Regions from separate parts of the Homo sapiens genome. Here region 1 is linked to region 2. A link is an interaction called in ENCODE POLR2A ChIA-PET data of the cell type or tissue named here. Cell type or tissue: Caco-2. All regions are shown on one strand. Each heading gives the region's core, and the rest is flanking DNA. Links, peaks and the distances in the headings are about the cores only. Region 1 overlaps FBLN5 (fibulin 5). Region 2 holds the start of CATSPERB (catsper channel auxiliary subunit beta).

The links. Peaks named below come from ENCODE experiments on the same cell type or tissue, not always from the same donor. Only the 100,000 strongest peaks of a DNase experiment are listed, where the experiment ranks them.
Region 1: POLR2A ChIA-PET joins it to region 2 with 10 read pairs; 2 of 35 experiments call an interaction of 5 or more read pairs at or near these places.

What each region holds. Positions count from the first base shown.
Region 1 is chr14:91,914,588-91,918,981 of GRCh38, reverse strand. All of the region lies in intron 4 of FBLN5 (fibulin 5), which reads left to right. Among named protein-coding and RNA genes, the nearest start is that of FBLN5, 31 kb to the left of the region's middle. In Caco-2, for the core only: no CTCF peak of the experiment used is centred there; no DNase peak of the experiment used is centred there.
Region 2 is chr14:91,729,158-91,733,523 of GRCh38, reverse strand. It overlaps CATSPERB (catsper channel auxiliary subunit beta), which reads left to right and starts at 1,438. Exons shown (of 27, transcript NM_024764.4): 1 at 1,438-1,594; 2 at 4,045-4,123. The coding sequence starts at 4,045. In Caco-2, for the core only: no CTCF peak of the experiment used is centred there; no DNase peak of the experiment used is centred there.

The DNA.
Region 1 (4,394 bases), core at 186-4,185, 190 kb before region 2:
TTACTGATCTCATCCCAAGCCCATTGGAACCTCCTCTTCTCTGAGTTCCCAAAACACTGTGCTTGTGCCTCTGTTGGGACATTTCTCACCATCTACCTTAGACTTAGGAATGTGCTTGTGCCACTTACTCATTAAAGCTTCGTGTCCTGTTATCTTTATGTCTCTTTCATATCCCCTATCTCCTGTCTTGCAGATAGAACAGGGTCAATAATGTTTGCTGGCTTGTTGATAGGTCAGCTGTCCAAGAAAGTTGGGTAATAAGTGCTGGATAAACAGGAAGATGAGGTTGTTAGAAAACAGCAACAGCAACATGCCTTTCCTTAGATTTTGTGCACTCGTAGACAAAGTCAAGCTACTGGATTTATAAAGAAAAGATGCTCTTTCCATCCTTCCATCCTTGTTTGGCCCCAGTAGGTCAACAGAAGAATCTACAAACTGGGTGCTCAGCATTCTTAAGCCCCCAGAGTTCAAATCGAATTCCTCTTTTGGCCAGTCTTGGAGAGACTCTTCAATCATATCTTAAATAATGGCATTCTTTTGGCTCAGCTCTATGGATACTCCTCCTTCCGCCCCCAGTCCCCTGACCTTCTGCCCTCTTGTTTCTTGGCTGAAAATCTGGGTCTGCTGTAGAGAGCAAGAGCAGTTTCAGCAGAGCTGGGGTCCTTCCCACAAATCCAGAGCCACACACTCCAGAAAGCCTGACTATGCAGAAACAGCTGGGTTTTGGCAGGCTGATTCTGAAAAGCTTCGAATCACTTAGAAGCACTTTGTTCCCAAATGGTATGTGGAGGATGAGGAATGTACCATCAGATGAGGCAGGTCACCCATCTTGTTATGAGAGGACTCATTTGAGGACTGTCCCTTGAAACAGCTTCCCTGACCTCCCACCTTTACCTTATTCTAGATGTGACACTCCCAACTGGTTCATGGGTGGTACAGGTGCCTGGATATTGATCTCTTCAGCTCTTGGGTTGGGGGGCAGGGGCTTCAGAGGGAGGCTTAGTCCTTGGGCCAATTTGCCCATTCCATTGTACCTTACACACTTGTGTAATGTTCTATGTGTGCCTCAACATGAAAAAGGTTAAGAAGGGCAACTTTAGACTGGCGTGCTCTGCAGAGATTTCTAGGAACATAGAGCAAATTTCTCATTTACCTTTTAAAGTGAAATACATTCACTTGTTACTCTTGGTGCTGTGGCTTTTGATGAAGCAAATGCCAACATTAGGACTCTGTGTCTCCATAAAGCTATAGGGAAATTTGATTAAATTCAGTGTATTAGTCATCAGGACTTTTTGATTGCAACTGACAGAAACCCAGCTCCAAGTAGCTTAAGCAAAACAACAATAAACTACCTAAACGTATTTTGTTTTTTCTTTCTTTCTTTTTTTTTTTTTTTTTTTTTTTTTGAGATGGAGTCTCACTCTGTCACCCAGGCTGGAGCGCAGTGGCTTGATCTTGGCTCACTGCAACCTCTACCTCCCGCATTTAAGCAATTCTCCTGTCTCAGCCTCCCGAGTAGCTGGGACTACAGTTGCACGCCACCATGCCCAGCTAATGTGTGTATTTTTAGTGGAGACATGTTTCACTATATTGGTCAGGCTGGTCTTGAATTCCTGACCTTGTGATCCACCCACCTCGGCCTCCCAAAGTGCTGGGATTACAGGCGTGAGCCACCACACCCAGCCTAATTTGTTTTTTCATAACTGAAAGCTGAGAAGTAGAACTAGCTTCAGACATGCCTGAGGGCAAGGGCTTAAGTAGTGTCATATGGCCTTCATTTTTTTCTCTCTCTCCAATGACTATCTCTAAAACATAGGCTTCTTCATTCTCAGGGCAGGATCTCTCAAGTGGAGGCCGCTGGCAGCTCCAGGCTTATGTCTTTCTAGTTTAACAACCCAGAGAGATTGCCTTAATCTCGAGCTCTGGCAAAAGGTCATAGTTGGGCTCTAGTAGCCAGCATGGGTCACAAGCCCATCCCTGAGTTCGTCACAATGACTAGCAACCCATGGGCTTTGATTTAGCAAGCCTACATCACAAGCCCACCCCGGAACCAGCAGTGGGTCCAAAGCTACCTGCCGTGCATGGACCAAAAGTGCAGAAAGGCAGTTCCTTAAAGGAAAATTAGGGTGCTGTTACCGGATGAAGGAAGTTTGGATGGTGGGAGGGCAAGAGCTGTACCTGGAATCCTAACTTTTGCATGGAAAGAGAAGAAACAGAAGGACCCAAAGTTTGTTCTGAGCCCACAGTGACAGATAACAAAGGATGCACTCACTCACTAAAGGATGCACTATCTCAGTCATACACACACCCTTCCATGACATTGGGGGATGGTCACTAGTAACAAAAGTAGGGGCCTAGAGCTGCCATCTGAGCTGCTCACCTGTCCTCAGGTAAGCAAGTACTGATACTGCCCCCAAAGAAAACTAACTCTCCCTTTCATTGAAAGTTATCAGGTAGATAATACCATGAATCCTCTTTACAGAACATCTGAAGAAATGCCTAGTCCCTCACCTGAATTCTTTTTTGTTTGATTTTGAGACAGAATCTCGCTCTGTCACCCAGGCAGGAGTGCAGTGGTGCGATCTCCTCTCACGGCAACCTCCGCCTCCCACGTTCAAGCGATTCTCTGTCTCAGCCTCCTGAGTAGCTGGGATTACAGGCACCGGCCACCAGGCCTGGCTAATTTTTGTATTCTTTTTGTAGAGATGGGGTTTCACCATGTTGGCCAGGCTGGTCTCAAACTCCTGGCCTCAAGTGATCCACCTACCTCGGCCTCCCAAAGTGCTGTGATTACAGGCGTGAGCCACCGTGCCTGGCCACCTGAATTCTTTTGAGCTGTTCTTTGTTATCCTGCCCTTAGGAACAACAAAAAATAAAAGGCAAAGAATGGTAGATTTTTACCATATGTAACCATCATTATCTTTGGTCATGTTATAGTATGATTTGTTTACAATATACTGCTGGATTTGTTTGGCTAACATTTTATTTAGGATTTTTGTCATTAATGTCTATAAAGTAGAATGACCTGCCACATTTCTTTTTTAATATTACTCTTACTAGTTTTGGTGTCCACATATAAGCTTGATAGAGTGAGATATTGTTCCTTTTCTATTCTCTGGAAAGTTAGAATGGTCTAACCTTAGGTCATTCATGGAAATTTTATTCAAATTCAATTCATGGAAAGTTTATTTGAATTTGCCTATAAGATCATTGAGATTTGGTATTTTTGGGTGTGTGAGTGGGAAGATTTTTAGCTACTGATATGATTTCTTTTTTTTTTTTTTTTTTTTTTTTTGAGATGGAGTCTTGCTCTGTCGCCCAGGCTGGAGTGCAGTGGCGTGATATCGGCTCACTGCAACCTCCGCCTCCCGGGTTCATGCCATTCTCCTGCCTCAGCCTCCTGAGTAGCTGGGACTACAGGTGCCCACCACCACGCCTGGGCTAATTTTTTTGTATTTTTAATAGAGACGGGGTTTCACCATATTAGCCAGGATAGTCTCGATCTCCTGACCTCGTGATCCACCCGCCTTGGCCTCCCAAAGTGCTGGGATTACAGGCGTGAGCCACCGTGCTTGGCCGCTACGATATAATTTCTTAAAGTTAGGGGACTGTTTGCACTTTCTGTTTCTTCTTAAGTCAGTTTTACATAGTTACCTTTTTCTAAGAACTTGTCTACTTAATAAGTTTTTAGCTTCATTTGCATAAGCTTTTTCTTACCATTCTTTGTGTTATCTATTTGATCTTTGCTGACTTTGTAGTTCTGTTGTATTTTCATTCCCAATATTGTGCTAACTCTTTTTTTTTTATTATTTTTTATTTTTTTAGACAGAAACTTGCTCTGTTGCCCAGGCTGGAGTGCAGTGGTGCGATCTTGGCTCACTGCAACCTCCACTCCCTGGGTTCAAGTGATTCTCCTGCCTCAGCCTCCTAAGTAGCTGGGATTACAGGTGCTCGCCACCACACCCAGCTAATTTTTGAATTTTTAGTAGAGATGGGGTTTCACCATGTTGGTCAGGCTGGTCTTAAACTCCTGACCTCAGATGATCTGCCTGCCTCAGCCTCCCAAAGTGCTGGGATTACAGGTGTGAGTCACTGCACCCAGCCTTGTGTTAATTCTTTAATTAAAAAACAAAAAACAAAACAAAACAAAACAAAACAAAAAAAAAAACCACACAGATATTGCCAGAGTCATATCAGTTTGCTGTTTTCAAAAAGAAATATTTTGCTTTGTTGCTCTCCCCGATCTCTTTCTTTTCCTTTTGCTTTTATTTCATCAATTCCTGTTTTTTATTCTTTTCTTTCTATGTTTTGGATTTGTTTCTGTTTAAATTTTTTTCTTTTTTTATTTTTTCGAGAGTCTCATTCTGTTGCCTAGGCTGTATGCAGTGGCATGA
Region 2 (4,366 bases), core at 367-4,366:
CTGGTTGTTGATTTATGCGTAATTGATTTCTCTATACTTGTTTTCATTTTTCACACATAATAAGCCCTGTTATAGCCAGCAAAAAATTACAAAAAAAGTCAAAGTCATCCTTCTTTCAATCAGCCCATTGCCTTGCCCCCTATCCTCCTGACTAGACGGAAGCCCAGTGCATAATTTGTTTTTCAGGCAGAAGAACCCCTTTCATTCCACTGTTACAGATGAATCACCTACTGTGGGAGTAGTCTTGGTACTCACATCAAAGTGTAATTCATCAGTGACTGTGATTGAAAACAGATCCTTTACTCTTTCGTAAGTTAGGAAACAAAATGTGGGGGCAAATGAGGAAAAGAAAACTAAGAGGTTGCTGGGGAGAAAGAAGGCAAATGTCACCTGCTTCATCATTCTTTTTAGAGCTCTCAATGTGTACCTTCAGTATTGCTCAGACTTTTTTTTAATGTGTAGCAGTGTTGCTATGGTAACTGAAAGCTACATCTTCTTCCATAAAAGCTTTATTGCCTTCCCTAGTGGGAAACAGGCAACAAAAAAAGAGAGCTCCAAGTTTCTGGGAACTGAGTCTTTATAAGGAAATATATTTTGTTGTGTTTTGCACACTGTTTCAGGTTCTTCTTTAGGTCAAGGTCACCAGAAAGGGTGAGAGAAATATATTTCTGATGCGGGCTCTTCCAGGAATAGATTAAACCCAGATACCAGACATATTTCAGGATATGAGGGTAAAGCAGGTTTTACATGGCCATGTGAAGGGACTTCTGAAGGACAACCTGAGTATAAAACACGTTTTATTATCATGATTATCAAAAAGTATGTGTCAGCCTCTGTGACCATTCATGACTAGTCAGGGCGCTGGGTAAGACAGAAAGGTTCAAGCTCAGCTCACTCGGTACTCAGTCAAAGGCAGCCTTAGTGAGCACATACAACCACATCAAGGACAGTCACACAACATGAATACGGAGGACAAACTGGCATGCCATTTGGTCTCACTGTTTCCATGCGTCCACAGCTCATTTCTAACTTTGTGCTTTGTGTATTTGCTTGTCTTGTTTACCTGTCAATAAGGCCTTCTCTATTTTTTTTAAGTCCCAGTCTTCCTTAAAGACCCAGTTATGAAGCTCCTCCCCTTTGAGAGATTGCCTCCTTTTAAACCTTATTATATGCAGTTAGCATGAGCTTTTAGCATTTATGTTTTTCCCCAGGCATTCAATGATCGTATGATCATTGAAGTGTTTTATAGATAATCATATGTAGGTTTCTGATCCTTCCTAGATAAATGCTATATTAAAGATGGAAGGTTTGGAGAACCTCCACCTCTCATCGGTTTTTAAAGAAAATGGCCTGTGGTGCTCTGAAAGAGGCAGTTAGTTGGAAATTCCAACTGCCTGTCCTTTAGATTTTCTAAGCATGCTTCTGTACTTGGTAGCTGCTGATTGGCTGTTACCAAAGGTGACTAGAGTGCTAAGCCAGTCAACAGGGAAAACTTGGCTCCTGACTTTGGGTCTTTCTTCTCAGTCTATATGGAAGAAAACTGAGAAAAAATATAAAAAAGAAGAACACAACTAGTTGCGCATCTCCTAAAGAGGTAATTACAGTAAAAAATATTAAAATAAGGACCCTGCTGGAGTATGAATTTATAATGTGATCACTATTCCATAATAATGGAGTAACTATAAATGAACCAACTGGGGGAGGAAATAGCTTCCTTCAATGGGGCAATTCCCAATGTTTATTTAGTGCCAGAGAAGAGAAAATGCCCAGATACATGACTTGTATCCAGTAATTATGTAAAACTTATAATAATTACAAAGGAATGATAACTGGGGGTAATTTAACTGCTAAGTAGGTCAGTAGGGGAGTGTGATGAGGAAAAAGAAGTTGCTGCAGTGTATGGAGATATGGAATTCAGAAGTAATACTTGTCAAGTGCTTATTCTGTATAGAATATGTTAGATGTTTTAAGGTATTTTTCATTTAATTCTCACAACAACACTGTGAAGTGCCTGTTATCCCCATTTTACTGAATAGAATATGAACTCCAAGAAGTTAAATAGCTTGCTAAAAATCAAATATTTCGATGGACAGACTTCGTCTTAGGCTAAAGTCTATGTTTTTACTCTAACTATGAGCTGAAAGTTGAAAGAAGATAGTATCAAATAAGGAAAAGTTGTAATATTGAAGGGAAAATAAGAAGAATGAGACTGGAACTATGCCCCAAAGAATTAAAGAAACCAGTAGGTAGCAGAAATTCTTGAGCTTGCAGGATGGCAGATAAGAAAGCTTGCAGAACAAGCTTGCTGACATTAAAACCAGAATTTCCACCACGTGCTTCATACTAACTCTCTCGAGTTTGCACAGGTGACCCATGAAGAGGCATAAAGATTCTAATAATGGTGTTGTATCATTTAATTTGAATGTTTAGCAAAGTGATATAAGATTTTTCTGGTAAAGGGACTATTTTCAGAGTTTAACTGTGATAATGTCTCCACTTAATGTTAAATTCGTTCTTACACCAAAAATATACTTGAGCATTGCACCATGCCGACAGAATTTTAATCTACCATTTGTTTCCTCTTACCTTGTGAAAACAAGTTGTTTTCTCAGATGATTTTTAAAAATGCACTAAAAACCTTCAGTTCTCCCCTGTTAATGTGATAAGAATGAATTCAAAAAAATCAAACTGTTTGAGCTTTCTATTGTCAATTAAATGTATTTAATAAGCAAGTCAGTTTTGATGAAGGAAAAACACCAGTTACATTTAATTTACTCAGCAGTTGTCAGGAACTGCACAAAGTTCTGAGATTTTATTCCACTTAGAGTTGGCAAATTAGTATGTTTCTGTTTTCTTGGATGCTGGCAAAAGACACAAGACTCCTAGGTCAGAGACGAAGGACTTTATTACTAATAGCAAAAGCAGTAGCCAGAGTGTCCACAGGTTGCTCACTCCAGTACCTCCTGTCCCCCAAGTTCCTTAGAGGTGAAATTCATCATGGATGCTGTGTTAGTTTTCTAGGGCTGCCATAACAAAGGCCCATACACTGGGTGGCTTAAACAACAGAAATTTATTTTCTCACAGTTCTGGAGGCTAGAAATCTGAGATCAAGGTGTCTGTAGGGTTAATTCCTTCTGAGGGCCATGAGGAAGGAACTGTTCATGCGTCTCTCCTGAGTTTATAGGTGGCTGGCTGTCTTCTTCCTGTGTCTTCCCTTCATCTTCCCTCTGAATGTCTTCCCTCTGTGTCTTCACTTCACCCTGCCTATGTCCAAATTTCCTCTTCTCTGAGGACACCAGTCCTATTGGATGAGGGCCCACCCTAATGACTTCATTTTCACTTCATCACCTGTTTAAAAATCCTATCTCCAAACATGATTGCCTTCTGAGGTAAGGGTGGTTAGGATTTCAACTTCAGAATTTTGAGGGTAGAAAATTGAGCCCATAATGGATGCTTATACACGTAGTGGAGTGCATTACAGGAGAGGTACAGTGAGATTAAGCAATTCACCATGGAAACAAGCCTGCTGTTGTCCAGGGTGCCTTACCTCATCCCTCAAGGCTGGTGGCTACAAAACACAAGCCTGAGATGAACACCATCCAGGGCCTTGCATTCTTGGCACACTCAACGAGAATGTGCAGGGAAACTCAGGACCATGTGAATTGTCTTCCCCAAAAGCAACGTTGTCAAAATATTAGATTAAGTTACAGCTGTATCATCCTCAGAGTCTTCATCAGTTCAGGCTCTGTTTTACATAGCTGTGTAACTGATCTCACCTCTCTAAAGGTTACCTACTGAAGGAAAACCTGAGCCACATCTCTTTTTCTAGTTTGTAATAATTATACCTATAAATTTACCTTTAATACCAAGTAGGGAGTAAATTTAGAGTTTAGGCAACTGTTGTGTTGTCTGCTTTTGTCACACAGTGTGAAATATTAAGAATATTGAGATTATTTCTTTACTACTTTGTAGTTGTTTATAGCAAAAGGAATTCAAAAATATGTTCAGAAATTGAGTGAAAATAATTCTTATTTATTCCAACAGATGGAATCGCCACTTATATATGTTTCAGTTTTGCTTTTGAACATATTTGAATTTTCATCAGGAATAGTATATAATAAAGGTAAGTTTCAGACCATCTTACTCTCTATTTCCTTCTCAGGAGTTCTTATTTGTGTCTCTTCCTTATTTACAGTAAAAAATTTTTCTTTTAGTATTTCTTCTTTATCTTATCTTCCAATTGTTTCCCAATATTGTCAATTATACTCTGGTCTAGAGGCTTCTAATATCCCGAGTACCTGGGATTACAGGTGCCCACCACCACGCCTGGCTAATTTTTGTATTTTTAGTAGAGATGGGGTTTCAC